Regions from separate parts of the Mus musculus genome. Here region 2 is linked to region 1. The links are chromatin loops, found by intact Hi-C in ENCODE. Cell type or tissue: heart. All regions are shown on one strand.

What was found. Peaks named below come from ENCODE experiments on the same cell type or tissue, not always from the same donor. Only the 100,000 strongest peaks of a DNase experiment are listed, where the experiment ranks them.
Region 2: a loop joins it to region 1, with 3 times the contacts of the local background. A loop is called at or near these places in 3 of 42 quality-filtered maps.

What each region holds. Positions count from the first base shown.
Region 1 is chr10:8,802,154-8,810,153 of GRCm38, forward strand. All of the region lies in intron 4 of Sash1 (SAM and SH3 domain containing 1), which reads right to left. Among named protein-coding and RNA genes, the nearest start is that of Gm25410, 18 kb to the right of the region's middle. In heart, no CTCF peak of the experiment used is centred here; DNase peaks (open chromatin) are centred at 2,338 and 3,428; H3K27ac peaks cover 786 bases.
Region 2 is chr10:8,863,210-8,871,209 of GRCm38, forward strand. All of the region lies in intron 1 of Sash1 (SAM and SH3 domain containing 1), which reads right to left. Among named protein-coding and RNA genes, the nearest start is that of Sash1, 19 kb to the right of the region's middle. In heart, no CTCF peak of the experiment used is centred here; DNase peaks (open chromatin) are centred at 3,162 and 7,372; H3K27ac peaks cover 1,531 bases.

The DNA.
Region 1 (8,000 bases):
ACCCAGCTGGCTGCCTAGCACTCCACTGTAACACCCGGGTCTGTCTCCAGGGTTTCACAACTGCGGACTACTCCACCAGCCTGTGGGTTGTCCTTTCTACCACTTCAGCTGTTTCCCCAGGTGTGGATATGGGTGGAAGAATGGTGTCAAAGAGAGACAGACAGGATAGTACCAGCTGGGTTCTTTTCCATTCCTCCCCGCCCCCATCCTTATAACCCCCACATTTGAGTGGGATGAGAATTTCAGTCAAGAACAGAATGCTGAACAACCCAGACACAAGTAACCCGGCCACTCCTAATAGTGCCCTGTCTGTCTGGTTTCATCTAGACAAGGCTGTGATTCCCAGCTCGGAGGTACTCCTTAAAGCACTAATGACAGAATGAGCCAGTGAGTTAAAGCATTAAGCTACAAGCACGGGTTAAAAGAGGCCCGGCGAGTTTCAGATTTTCAGGCTTCCCACCACTGAGTCAGGCTGCACTGAAGCCATGGGACATCCACTTCTCACCAATAATGGTCCTTCCCACACTGTGGGCCTCCTGGGCTACCTTCTGAAGGCCCACCAAGAGCCAGATGCGAATGCAGACGTTCTCCAAGCAGCCTTGCTGGTCCTGTCTTGGGCTTGGAATTCACTTCTTCTCTGTTCTGCTGAGAAACCCTGCAGGAGTTTTCAGCTCCCTCCTTAAGAACCTGACATGGAGTAGGCTGGCACAGCTCCACTGCATCAAATCTTCTAGAATTCTCTTCCCTTCATGGATTCCGGGGTGGGCCACCGCGGCATTTTCTGGGAGGTGCAGACAGCGGAGGTGGAGGGAGCCACTTTCTCTCTGCCCTTCAAGGTCAGCACAGGCATGAAGACCAGCCGTGGCTAGCAGGTGTCACTGCTGCTCCCTTGGGATTTGGGCAGCCTGGGACAGCAACTGGTCTGTGTCGCTCATAATCCTGTTGACTTACAGACTCGAGGCATGTTGACTTGGGGTGGGGGTGGGGAAAGATACCAAAAACTCCTGCGGTCCTCTTCGAGGATGGATTTAAACATTCCCTTGGGGATGCTGACAGACGCTGTGGACGCACACCCATCCTGGCTGGCTGCAGTCTGTCTTGTTTCTCCCACTTTACATGCATACATTACAAGCTATGCCATCTGACAGTGGAGGAACTGCCTCACCCAGACTATGGAACCAGCCCCTACTAACGCATGTGGTCAAATCCCAGAAGAGCATACAGTGTGGGCATGCTGCCTCACTGAGATCCTAAGTTATACAGCCTTAAATGCCCACCCTCCAAAGTCCTCCCCGGCTCCTCTTTCCCATGATGCTTTGCACGCTGCCTATCACTGTTTGTTTCTATCTTCCTACTTCCGGGATCTCGTAGGTTTGTGCATAAGCCTGAAATGGGGGCAGTGTTTATTAAATTAAGTCTTATTAGCTGCCTAGCCCATCGAGGGTCTTTCCAAAGGATATTACTCTTTTATTCTCCAAGAAGTAAGGAAGGCCTTGCTGCCTGCAGACAAATGGGCCTGGATAGGAGGTTTTGATCTTCCTCGGCCAAGTCTCATGGTCTTAGCAATCATATAACCTTTCTGTACCTTGGTCTCCTTAACTATAAGCCCATCCAAATTATAGATTAGTTAGCAGGATTAAAAAGATATACAAAGCTGGGCAGTGGTGGCACACGCCTTTAATCCCAGCACTTGGAAGGCAGAAGCAGGCAGATTTCTGAGTTTGAGGCCAGCCTGATCTACAGAGTGAGTTCCAGGACAGCCAGGGCTACACAGTGAAACACTGCCTCGAAAAACCAAAATAATTTAAAAAAAAAAAGTGAAAAGAGATATGCAGGATGGAGGTGGGGGGTGGAGAGATGGCTCAGCAGTTAAGAGCACTTTCTGCTCTTGCAGAGGACTTGGGGCTGGCTCCCGGCACACATACAGTGGCTCACAACCATCTGTGACTCCAATTCTAGGGGATCCTATGCTCTCTTCTGACCACCACAGGCACCAGGAAAGTGTGCTGTGTACTTACACACATATAAGTAAAACACTCATGCACATAAAACAAAAATAAATAAATCTAAAAAAGGAAAGAGAGGCACATGGATCGCTTGGTAAACTCCAGTCAAGTCCCCTCTTATTCTGCCTGTAGCCTGCATATAGATGTGAACTGTTTTCCCTTCCTTCAGCACTGGCCCAATATTCTCTTCACTTCTAGGGCAGGAGGACAGACAGCAGCCACATCTATGTGTTAAACATCCTTGGCTGCAGTGCCCATCCCCCTCCAATGGCAGCACACAGCCTGCCACCTCGCAGGAAGCAACCCGGGCACGTGGCCTCCAGCTGGGGTTAGGCCAGCTGGAGCTCACTGATCAGACAGAATGAAGAGCAACAAACAGCCTTCTCGGTCAGGAACAGCTGAGGCAGGGAACATTAGTACAGCTGCTGTCCATCCCCCAGTCCCTGCATTCAGGAATGTCGAGCCCCTCAAATATGCCACGCAATGGCGTGCACACATGTGGACACAGAGAAACGCACAAACACAGACTTCAGCACGCTGAGCACATTGGGCTCCAGCAAAGTGGCTGTGATTTCTTAGCTTCTCCTCCAACTTGTGAAATTGGAAAGGAAACAAAGTCAGGTGGAATAATGAAAGTTTAAGTGGCCACTGATTGGTTCTGTGTATGGCCCCATCCATGACAGATGCCCTAAGGACTTCTGCTGGGAGCAGCACAGCCCCCTAAGGTGAGGGGACAAGCTAGGTACTATGCTGGGTATGGGCCAGCCCTTGGGAAGACCTGTTACTGTGTCCAACTAATCTATTAGGAGCTCAAAGCTTAAAAATTTCAAACCCACTGTTTCTGATCATGAGGCTAGCAGAGCTGAAGTTCAGGTATAGATTCTGCTGGGCTCTAGAGCTCATACCAACCACGGAGGCAACCCCAACATCACTGAGGTCAGCAAATGGAAGGCACTTGAAGTAAAGGAGCCTCCAGAGGCTTCTCATCCCAGCAAGGTGGACGTGTACAAGGGAAAGCCCAGACTGGTGAGCTGTCCTGGATGAATCAGAGCGGGGCGAGCCTTCCCTCAAACTCCTGGACAGGACCTTGCCCTTATGCCCTTGGCCTTCACATACATGGTAATTAGCAAAACTATTAAGGCAAAAGAACACACAGCCCATATGCTAATACATGGCTTTGGTCCAACACACTTATCTCCGGAACCTAACCTATGCTGACTACAGTACGAGGACCGAATTATGATAGCCCAGGCCGTCCTGGTTCTCTATGGTACTGTGTCCACCTCCCAAGACAGAGAGACTGCAGAGAAGCCAGCCCATCTCAAACAGGCAGGATAACTAGTTAACTTGTTCAAGGGCACAACTCATGTGACTTCCTCAGACCCAGGCCTGGAGCATGCAGGCCTGTGCCTCATGGGAATACTGGTGGCCCATCCCACCCCACATCCCTGTCACAAACAGGATGTAGAGACAGGATGCATTAGTCTCAGCTCCAGAGGACACGGCTTGACCTGGATTTCCTAGCTATCTCAGGCCCTGATTTGTTCTTTTTAGTGAATACGTTCTACTTCCAAGGATGAAGAACCTCTCCACCTGTGAACTCCCACATCCAGGAAGGTAGTGCTGAACCCTGGTCTTGTTGCAGAAAGGTCTACATGACACCAGACAACTCACCCTGTTCACAGGCGGGGGAAGCCCCAACGCCCTCCTAGAGCCACGCCCACAACCATGCCTGTAGAGAAATACTATACTACAAAGGGAATAATTTCTTACAAGTTTCTAAAAGAGTTAGATGGTAAGTTACCAAGAACCAGACACAAGGGTCTATTATTAATAGACTTAATATAATAATTGCACTATCAATATAATAAATTCTCTTTCAAAAGTACATTTTCTTTCTGTTTATATGACACATTTACAAATATATATACACACACACACACACACACATATATATATATATATATATATTAACCAAGCTGATGAAGACAAGAACACATTTGTGCACACAGAGACCCACACACAAACGGTGACAGTAGCATTCTTCCCAGAAACCAAAGGTGAAAACGATACAAATGCCTATCAGCCAGTCATGGGTAAAGCGAAGGCCATATGGGCATGCGTAGGGGAATGCGTGCATGCATACAGTGCCGCAGAAGCTGCAAACTGTTGGAAAACAGTAGGGTAAGTGACAGGAAGCCAGCTACCGACTACTGTGGTGACGTCTTTGAAACTCTGAGCATACTAGACACAGCTGAACAGCATCCTTATTGCCTGTGTGCAGTGCCAGCCATCAAACCCAAGGCCACACAAGAGTGTTCTACATTCCCTAACTGTGTCCTTTTAATGGAAGGACTGCAAGGCATACGAATTACAGCTCAATAAAGGAATTACCAAAGATGACATAAAAGCACTTCTTCAACCAAATAGCTTCTTTCAGAAGCTAAAAGAATTGAACAAGTATGGGGTTTTACGTGATGTTATGCGGTGTTTCTGCTTGAAGATGAAGACAATGAGAGGAGGCCTGAAGGGTGCAGGATGGAATCAGGAGGAGACTGTCCAGAAACAGATGGGAGGATAGTGAAAGCTGGGAGTCTCTCCACTAAGTTGTTTTTAAGATGACCTTTAGTGTTCGTTATTGCAGGCAGAAAGCATGTCATTAAGCGAGTTTCAGTTTGGGGAGACACTGATACATGCTAGGAAATGCCAACTAAGAGGGGTCTTCTGCACAAGTCATGTCATGCCTGGGAACAATCCGTTGTCACATCCTATTTCAAAGAACCCAAGTCATGGAGTGAGCTTGACGCACGTATCAAATGGGCTCTAATTCGCAGCCCCAAGAAGATCCAGAGGAGGAAGCTTTAGCTTCCTGCCAGGCCGACTCCTGTGAGGTTCAAGAACATAATCACCAGCGCCATGGGCAAGGGCATGAACTTGAGCCATATTAGACACATAATAGCAAAAGATAAGACTACAGAGTACTTACTGTGCGTTAGATAGCTTACTAAGTGAGGTAATTACTATAATTACATCCCATTTAGTCAAGGAACTGGCCCCAGGATTGCAGAGCTGGTGCCCAAATCCAAACCCCAAGTCTGGAACCAGGCAGGTCATCCCTACCCGATGGCCAAAGGGACACCAAGACTGGACCGGCATGTCTGTGTCCAGCTCTGGAACCTTAGGCAAGCAAACTGCTCTCAAAAATGGTATCTCCTTCCAAGGAGCTCATGAACCATGGAGTGACAAGAGGCGATTAAATGACTAGTATAAGAATAACTGGCTGGTGTCAAGGATGAATCCAGAAAGACCCCGCAGAGCCCGAAAGCTCATAGTTGAATTGCCGAGGACAGATGGGTCTTACTCAGGTAATGACGAGAGGTTTAAATTATATGTTTCAACATGTCATTCCTGGCTAGTGGGGTTGTGTTGGCAGGTTATGGAACCTCTGAGACAGAACTCATGGTGAGGGATAGACTTTTAGGCTTCGGTCTGACCCCCTATTCCCAGCGGGAGCCCTCTGGTTCCTGTTCAGCTACCAGGATGTGGCTGGCTGCCTCATATTTGTGCTGCCAGGGCTAGAAGCTGGCACTACCACTGTGCTCGCCACACCGAGATGGCCTGAATCCTCCGAATCCTGTGCCAAGATAAATTCCTCCTCAAACTGTTTCTGTTGGCTCTTTGGTCACAGCAACGCAAAAGTATCTCACACAGGGGAACATCCCACGGAGACGGAGAGCAAGTTCAGAGGCTAAGCACACCACACAACAAGCCCAGCCTGAGGAACCTGCCTGGGGAGCGGGTGACACAGGGCATGAGGTTACCTAGTGGGTGGAGAAGAGAATATGACACACTGGGCTCGAAGAGAAGAAGGAAGGAAGCCAAGTCAGAAGTGCAGGGTGGGTCGGGGGGAGTCAGGCACTGAGCAAGAACTCAACCAGGGGCAACTTCCCTGAAGACAGGAAGATGGAGAAGAAAGGCCAAAGGAGTACACAGCTTTCTAAGCATGGGAGAGGGGTGTGAAGGGAAGAGGGGTTAACTAGGTGGGTGATAGGAAGGTGACACATTAGGAAAAGTCCTCAGCTGCCAGACAGGGCAGGAAAGCAGTGCTGAGCTTCACACATGCGTGGACAGGCCATTCATCCATCACCAAGTATGTCTATCCCATCCACTGCTGGAGCACAGAATCTGCTCTATTGCCACCTTTGGCTCCATTTATTTATCTGCCTTTTCTATTGCCCTATATATTTGGACTTTTCCTGGCCATAAAAAGTTCAAGTGTAGTCACTGGAATGGAAAAAGGTGAAACTAAATCAGCGAATGTTCAACTCTGGGGAAAGACTTAGTAAGAAACAAGTTATAAATACTGGCCGACGGTGAAGCTTTGCGATTTATTTTAGACTTTGCCTCCGTGGAGAGATAAAGGCCGGAGGTCCAGCTTAGGTCTCAGTGAGTGTCTATCTGGCACCTGTTTCCACGAGCAGCAGACCGTAGGTTGTAACTGCGTTTTACCTAATGCAAATGAGCCGCCTGACTCCATGTCTTTACCTTTCTCATTGAGACCAAACACCTGGCAAGAAAGAAGCAGGGAGGGAGGGAAGGGTTTACTTTGGCTCAGGCTTGAAGGGATCCAGGTCATGATGGGAAAGGCAGGAAAGCAGGGACTTGAGCTGGCCAGGCCTGTATCCTCTGCCTGGAGGAGGGAGGGGTGAGTGCTGGTACCCAACTGGGTATGCAAATTGGGATCCCAGCCCCTAGAATGATGCCAACCACAATTTAAAGTATGTCTTCCCTCCTGTCAAACCTTTCCAAAACACTCTTATAGAAGCTCCGCCCCCAGGTGTTTCCATGGTGATCTACATCCAATCAAGTTGACAACTAACTGATGATTTACCATCACAGCCCCTAGCCCCTAACCTCTGGATTGGCAGAAGTAAAATAATTGTAAACAGTTTGGCATCAGAGTGCTTTGGGCACACGCTCAGCCACTTCAAATGGGACCAAATCTGGGTTCTTATACTGAGAGGCTGTGTGGCTTTGAGAAACGTAATGGCCTCCCAGTGCTTCACTTTCTGTGTCTGTAAAAGTAAGGGACAGTCATGGGCACAGCATCACAGGAAGGGGACTGGAAGTACTGGGTGTGAATGAAATGCCCAGAGCCATCCTCGGAGATAACAAACCCGAAAGCACGCATTCTTGTTCTCTTTTCCTATTTGCAGTCCATATGGAGCAACTCTATGATACCACCTCTGCACAGATAAAAGAAACAGGCCGATGACCACAGACACTGCTGGCTTCCTGGTTCCTTGGTCATTTGCAACAGAGAATCCTGGCATTACCTGAAACTGAGGCACCTGGCTCATTTTCAGATCAGTCTTATGCGCGTGTATAGAACACAAATGAAGTATTAGGTCTTGTGGAATCTCCCACCACAGGGCAATTCTCTTGCTCTTAAGAATAATACTTTGTTCAGGGCAAAAATGTGCTCGGCTCTCAAAACTTTCTTGTGATCCAGCAATGGAGTAACCCAATTCTTTTTATTTATTTTTTTTTGGGGGGGGGTATGGGTGGGGTGGAGATGGTTTGGGCTCCTGGTTTCGGAGGGTCTCAGTCCACCCCAGCGGAGTGGTAGAATTCGGGGACTCATGTCAGCTGAAGCACATCGTGAGGGTCCTCACGGGGTTCTCAGGTCCCTGCACACTCAGTCTACCCCCTGCCAACTCCAGTGCCTCAAATCCCCCCAACTTTCTGCTTTAAGCTATGAAACGTATGATTTTTTCCCCTGTAATTCTCTCTCCCTTCCGACGTGAACTTCCTATTCAGGCATCACCACACCCCAACACCCAGAAGACTGCCTGCCCATCCATGCCAAACCCGGTGCTCGGGAAAGAGCTGCTGGATGAAAAAACCAAGAGTAGAGACGGGGATGGTGTGGGAAGAGGCTTCTGGGTAACTTGTGGAAAGGCATGCCTTTGCACCCCCTCCCCTCCCCTTAGT
Region 2 (8,000 bases), 61 kb after region 1:
TCAGCCGATCCATCAGTAAGCACTGTGCCAGGCTGGGCCTGGGGGCAAATGAATAGTAACTCTTTATATGTTGCTTTATGTTTTAACTTTTCCTTTAAGTAACAAACCTACTTTGCATCCCTCAGACATAAAAGTAGCTTGCATGTTTTAATTTCTTCAACTCCCATGTCTTCATTATAATTTAAAATGCCAGTATTAACTCTGCCAGTGCCTGCATTAGTAAATCTCACCAACCTCTTTGTACGGTTTCAAAAGAAACAAATGGAATACAGTTCAAGGTGTTAATTACACACGCTTAATAAAAACAAGCCCCCGAGACTGTCAGCTCCAACACCCGAGCACTTTTATGTGTGTTACTTTATTAGTTTTATACATGTGAGAAAGTCAAACACAGTAAGCATAATATTGCAAAATAGCTTCTACCAAAGGGAAATTATTCCACTCCATAGCCAAGCCTACGAACAGCTCTAGTCTTTAAGTCCAAGAGTCGGGGAACATAGCAGCAGCAGAGACAGGTTTCTGCATGCTGATGGAGACAGACGGAGGCGAGATGGTGTGCTCCCTTCTGCAACCACGGCTCAAACGGGGAGACAGTTATTTGTACTCTCCTAAGATGTCCATATGAACTGGGGGGGGGGGGGGGGGGGGTATTCCAGACATTCTGTGCCTTTGGGTCACAAAGTGTGCCTGTGGACTAACTGGATAATATTTTGTGTGATAACTAGAGACAAAGTTCTATGCACAACTATGAATGGGAGAAATTACTGTGTTCAAAAATATTGTGGAACAACCCCTTTTGATCTCCAATCCAGGACCACAAAAACAGGAAATAAAGACTCTCCTCCACAGCCTTTAGTGTTAACTGTGCTCTGAGGAACAGCAGGTACCTCAGTTCCCTCTGGGCCATGGGGGGCGGGGGGGGGGGGGGAGGTTGCCTGATGTCCCCTGATGCTGTCTCCCTGTGCTGCTTTGACTCTATGAATATGACAGAGGGATGTCCGGGCTCTGCAGCTACCTGCAGAGTGGCCTTGGGTGTTTGTCATGACTCTAGGTCTCAAAAGCAGGCTGGACAGATGGCTCAGCACTTAAGTTATGTATGGCTTGCCACACAGCTATAAGAACCAGATCTCAGGTCCTAGCACCACATAACAAACCAAGCATCCTAAAAGTACCGGTAACTCCCACTCTCTTCTGGCTTTTACATGCACGCGCGGGTGCGCACATACATACATACATACATACACACACACACACACACACACACACACACACACAAACACACGTGCACACACATACAATGTGCACAGACTCAGAAACACACACACACACACACACAGAAATAATGTTTTTTTTTTTCTTATGGGTTTCCCAGACAGGGTTTCTCTGTATCCCTCTGGCCGTACTGAAACTTGCTTTGTAGACCAGGTTGGCCTCGAACTCACAGAAATCCACCTGCCTCTGCCTCCAGTGTGCTGGGATTAAAGGTTTATGCACTTCCACCCCTGGCCAATAAATAAATCTTTTTTAAACAGAGATTTCCAATTTCTACTTGACTTCATTTTCTCCTGAACGTTAGTCCAACAAATAAGCATCTTTGCTTCCTGGTCCTTTTAGTGGCAGTGGAGCCCCTGCTCGGAAAGACAATGAAAGAGGGGGAAACAGACCTTGTGGGAAACTTTGTGGCTCCGTTAAGGCTGGCATTTCAACAGTACCTTCAGGACATGCAAAGGGGAGTTAGGAAGCATGAGACGAACATGCTATCTGCAGCAGTTAGTTCATATACGCATCTTTTTAGGTCATTCCTCATTTAGTAATAATTAGACTGGAATATATTTCTGAAAAGACATGAAACTCATAACTCTAAAGCAGAGAGAAAATTCAATTAGAGGAAGCCAAGATGGAGAAGCTGAAGGCTGAGAGAAAAGAGAAAGCCCAAAGGGGAGTCATTTCATCTAGCGTGTTCACAGGGGCACAATTCAAGGCCCAGAGGATCTGGGCCACTATCTCTAAACCTCTCCAGAGAGAACTGCGAGGTAACTCTCCTCTCCCCCGGATCCGAAGTCTTGCTGTCTTTGCATCTCTAGGCTGAGACTTACTTGTTCCTTGGGATGGCAATGAATTCTGCACACATTCTCTTTGTGTTTTATTTCATTTGTCAATTTTTGTTTTTTGAGACAGATCTCATATAGCTCAGGTTAGCATTGAACACTATGTAGCCAAGGCTAGACTTGAATTCCTAATCCTCCTGCCTCTGCCTCCTGGGTGCTAGGACTATGTGCTTACACCATTATCTATGACAGCTGCATTTTGTTTGTATAAATTGTTTTTCAATAAAAGCTGCACACATAGACCTAAAAGATCACTCACTTGAGTTTCCCACCTCCACCCTCTATTCAAGGAGAAAACAGTATTTGTTATTAATAGATTGCCTAATTTATAAATTTTGGGTAAGGAAGATAGTTGGATTCTAGGTTGTTGTTTTGGAGGGTAGTTTTTGTTTTTCCCTCTATTCCTCGCAGAACGTCTGAGTTTTTAGTCAATGAAAGGGAAGAACTCTCGAGGTTAGTTTAGGACTAACAGGCATCTCCCTGTCATGTGTTTTTACTTTGAAACAAGTTCTCATTGTAGTCCAGGCTATCCTTGGCCTTCCTATATTAGCAGAGGATAACCCTGAACTCTTGCTCCTCCTGTCTTCGCCCTCCTTAGGACTGCAAGTGATACCAGCACACCTGGTTAATATAGTACTGGTATCAATCCCAGGGCCTTGCAAATGCTCAGCAAGAGCCCTATAAACTAAGCAGTGCTCCCCCCGCAGCCCACCCCTCCCCCAGCTCCCACCTTATATGGTTAAATAAAAATCAGTGTGAATTACAGTATTCCTCGGCTACACTCAGCACACAGCAGAGGAAGCACATGCCTGGGTGCTCAGCCAGCCCAAACAAATTGTCACATCCTTAGATCCATCATTTCTTCCTGAGGCCAGGGCTTTCAGCTGACCCGGCAGCAGCCGTGAGTGACCCCACCCAAGGTCCTATGGGAAAAACTGGGCCTCAGATGCTGATGCAGCTCCTGCCTGAGATTTTGGCTGACTCTGGGCTACACTGCATCCTGAGAGATCTGGTGCCAGGTCCAGAACCTTGGTCTACCACACCCAAGCTCCCCAGCCCACTTGGGCAAGAGGCTGGCCTGAGAATATGCTGGCTGGGAATGGAGGGCCAAGGCACACACCCTAGCTTGGCTTAGGCCAGGGCAGGGGGCTGCATGTCATCACATCCTGATCATGGTGCCACGCCCTCCTCAGGAAGGCTTCCTCAGGAAATCCTGACTTCTCCAGAAACACAGTGGCCCCAGGCCTGAGGACAAAAACAGGAGCCTCATGGTCTGTCCTTTGTTCTGTGTCCTGCAAACCTGTCCAGCCTCTGGTTCAAGAATTTTTTGGCGCAGGACAACTAAGGAGTGGGCTGAGCTGCCATGGCTTGTAGAACCAGAATTTACAAGTCCGGAATGCACAGAGCAGCTTGCATGAAGACAACCTCTGTCGGGACTGAGGTTCTCACCAAAAGCTGATTGGTTTTGAAGAGGGAAGTTACACTAAGTGGCAAAGAGGTTAAGGATTTAGCTTAGTAGGTAGAGTGCTTACCCAGCATCACAGGGCTCTAGGTTGGATCCCCAGCACCGACTGCATAAACCAGGACAGAAATCCTATCACAGGGAAGAAGAAGGCATGTGGATCCGAAGTATATTCATCACCAGCTACACATGGAGTTGTAAGGCAGCCTGGGCAACGTTAAGACCACAGATGAACAAAGCAAAAGACATAGACCACTGCAAAGATAGGTTTTCTATTCAGTGGTCAGAATGCCCAGCATGGGCCTCTGTTTGGACTCCGTGCATCCCTTGGCATCTCTTCTAGAGTGCCTGGCACATAGAAAGACTCAATGCATAGTGTTAAATGAAGACTTCTCCTCCCGAGCCACTTTCTGGCTTTCACCTCAAAATAGGCACATGCGTCAGGACCACTACCCAGAGGTATGAAAAGGGGAGGAGAAAGAGGAGGAGTAGAAAGAAGGCTGTGTCCTGGCCAGCATCCTTCTCACACCCACCAGCCCCATCCACCTCCCTCTTTCACTCCGGTAGTCTTTTGATTCTTCCTTAGCATCAGGGGTATTAACATACGTTCTCTGCTCTGATGTCTTAATGAACCCACGTCTCATGGAGCCAGACAGAATCTGTGTGTTCCTCTCATCAGTGTAGAAAAGTGTCTCCCTCATCCAGCCCCGCTTCCTACCCATCTTCTTCACCCACCCACGTCACTAGATACAGATGCTACCAGATGTTCCAGACTGTTCCAGATGTTGTCAGACTGGAAGGCAAGCTGGCACCTGACCATCATAGCCACCACCATACCACAGACCAGTAATGGCTTGTGTGTCCTTTCAGGGGCTGTAACTAAGGCTCAAGTATCCGCTGCAGGGCAGTGGAAGCCGATTTCTGTGTTTTTACCGAAGTTTACTTTGCTTGATCTGTAAAATGGCGATGATAACAACAATCCCTACACCTCAGCACACTGGGCTGTGCTCAGGTCAGAGACAAGAGCTGTGAACGAGCACATGGCCTGCTCCCCAGCTACAATGACCTCCACCAGGAATAACTACTGAGGGAAGGCCTAGGGCATTACCTTTCTACAGCCTCATCCGTGAAAGGAATGATTTTTTTTTCCCCTAAGGAATAGTGCTGGAGTTTCAAGGGGGAAAATGGGGTTTTGGTTATGTTTTGTTTTGTTTTGCTTGTTTGAGGTAGCCTACGCTGGCCTGTTTATGAGATGCTGGGCATCAAACCCAGGGCTTCATGAGTGACAAGCAAGCATCTTGCCGCCCAAGCCACATTGCCCTGCACCCTGAAGAGATCTCTGACATACTTAATTAAGTCAGACACAATTTTAACCCATCGATACCACAGTGAACATTTAAACAAAAAGCTTCATTAAATTATCTGAAATGATGTTTTTAAGACCTGGGAACTGCATGAATGCCATTACTTACGTGTTAGTGATTAGTCAGCGTGGGAACAAACTTCCCACTGCCATAGACCGGCCACACCTTAAAAGGGTGACCATACAACTTCTGGCCACTGTACTTCCTAGGAGTAAGAGACTTATAAGAAACTAAATTCTAATTGAAAAGGCAGGAAGGGGGCTGGTGAGATGGCTCAGTGGGTTAGAGCACCCGACTGCTCTTCCGAAGGTCCAGAGTTCAAATCCCAGCAACCACATGGTGGCTCACAACCATCCGTAACGAGATCTGACTCCCTCTTCTGGTGTGTCTGAAGACAGCTACAATGTATTTACATATAATAAATAAATAAATCTTTAAAAAAAAAAAAAAAAAAGAAAAGGCAGGAAGGGGTTGGGGAATGACTGAAGGCCATCTCTACTTGATCGGATGTACTTGGACGTATCGGAAAGCAGACTGGAACAGTCATATCTGAGAGTGCCCTCCCCATGTGAAGGACGGCCGTGGTTTTCATTCTCCTCCATAGGTACACATGTAACAGACTCACTACAACACAAGCACGGGGTACTTCCTTCCCCATCCAGAGCAGGTGCTAAGTATTATCAGTGTCTTTCTTCACAATGAACTCAAGGCGACAATTCAAAGTCCTAGAGAGGCCCGCTTTTTCACAGTATGCTTGAGTCACTAAGGGACCACGCGTTATCCGTCTACCACGGTCTACGTTAGACGAAGTCCACTCTCGTGGTCAATTCCCATAACTTACAGAGTTCTGCACGCTATGAGAGATGTTCTCGCTCAGGAAAAATCAACCTGAAAGTGAAGCCACTAATACACCCAAAGGGGGTGGGGCAAAACAAGGAAATAAAAGATATTCTAAACGCCCAGAAAACCTCAGAATAGGAGTTACACAGTAGTTCCACAACCCATCAGGTTCCAGATATAAAATAGAAGGGGAGAAGTTACATAGAGGGGGACAGAGCTCAGGGCCACCACTAACTACCTGCTGAGCTCATCCTCAGGGCTAGACCCCTAATCAGACAGAAAAACCCACCATTCACCTCTCCAAGTCTAGACGGAACACAGTCAGTGAGGCTCTTCTTGCTATGTCTTGGACTCCTGCACACCCACCCAACTCTTCCTCAAGCTGCATCTTACAGCACATTTCTTTCCTCAACACCCTGTTCTCAAAACCAGTCTCCATCTTTCCACTCACGCCTCCCCTTAAGTCAGAACACCTCTTACCTGGGCCACTACTGCAGCGAGGAAGGAGCAAGACCCAGGAGGTACTGAAGGGCTGTGGAAAGAAGGCTTTCTATGAGGAGGGGACACAGGATGAAGTAGGAGAGTGACTGACGAGGATGGTAATGTGACCCCCTCCCAGCTCTGTGCAGCTCTGTCCATTTACCCAACAGGCCTCGGTGAAAATAAGAAGACAAGCATTTCATACAACAAAACCCAACAAGTGCCCAAGGCTACAGAAGACTGAACGTCAAACTCATGATGCAAATAATAAGTATCATAAAGATTACACAGGAAAAAATAAAGATTATGTGGACAGGAGAAAAGGTTAATTTTACGATGTCAGGACAAATACGTTTTAAAAAGTAAAACAGGACTGACTGGGAGAGGGGGGAGTGAGGGAATAGTCCACTACCTGCATAGGACAGTACATTCCTGAAAATCTGGCGCTCAGGAAGCTAAGGCAGGAGGATTGCTGTGTGTTCAAGGCTAGCACCAGGACAACCAGAGATACAACATGGCAAAGATCTCATGTCAAGCCTTCCACCCCCTAAAAGAAACTGTCCAGATTTGGAAGCCACAGAGCAGAGCCAATAGCTTGGAACTTGCCTGGCCTTAACACATGGAAGCACTTAATAGAGACTGTTTTATCTACCATGAAATGGTCTTCATTTGGCAAAACCAGTATCTTTATTAATAGTTTGCCAAGTTGCGAGCTGCTGGATGGTGGTGATGCCCGTGGTAGAACTTAACTTTCAACTTGACCCTGATTCTTGCAGGAAAACATTCCTCTCACCTTTATCATTTCCTAGCCCCAAAGCAAACCTAGCCCCATGGTCCAGAACTTCACTATGAGTAGACTCAGGACAGGAAATATCTGCATTTCACTGCAGTGTCTACACCCCGCTCCTTCATGTCTATGGCTCAGTTTGATTCCAAGCAACCCCTTCTTTCTGTGAGTGGACAGCCCACTGGGCAATCCTGTAGCTGCATGACTGGCAAAGGCAGGGTGGCAGCTGTGGGCCATTTCGTCTATCTTCTAGGGACCTTTTCCTCCGGAAGCATGACTCATGGGCCTCAGTCTCAACTTAAAAATTGTGCTTTTCCTCTGTAAATCCAAAGTTGGCTAATGGGAAGTGTGCTGGTCTGCATCATAGTCTACAAGGGGAAGTGATGGAGGTCTTGGCCTGAGTCACTGGGCTGGAAGTGGATGGTCATGAGCTGTAATATTCTACAAGGAGTGGAAAACGCTTAACAGGGCTGGCTACAGATGAGTCAGGAGTCTTGATTTTTCTAATTGACCATTTTTATATTACTATATGAAGACATTCCTCTGGATGCATTTAGCCTGGGTGAATAGTAGAGATTAAAATGAATTTTTAAGTGACGGGATGACCTATTTGATTTTAATTAAAATGTCCAACACAGACTCTACAGGGAATAAAAGATTTTATAAATGGTTTCCATTTTCTCCACAGCCTCCCTTCCGCTCATCCCTAATCATTAGTAATCTGGTGAGGAGCGATTTCTGAACTCCCAAAGATGGTGTCACAGGCGAGATGTCTGTCCAGTGTGCCAGACAGAAAGTGGTGCCGGGAGGGCTCCCAACACGGAGAACTTAACTAAGCCTCTGTCGCTCCTTCCCTAGTTTAGTCCTCAAGAACACCAAGGGTTAGGGGATTTCGCTCAGTAGAAGGCATACACCACCAGAATCGCATTTGCTACAATGGCTGGGTCCATCAGGATCTA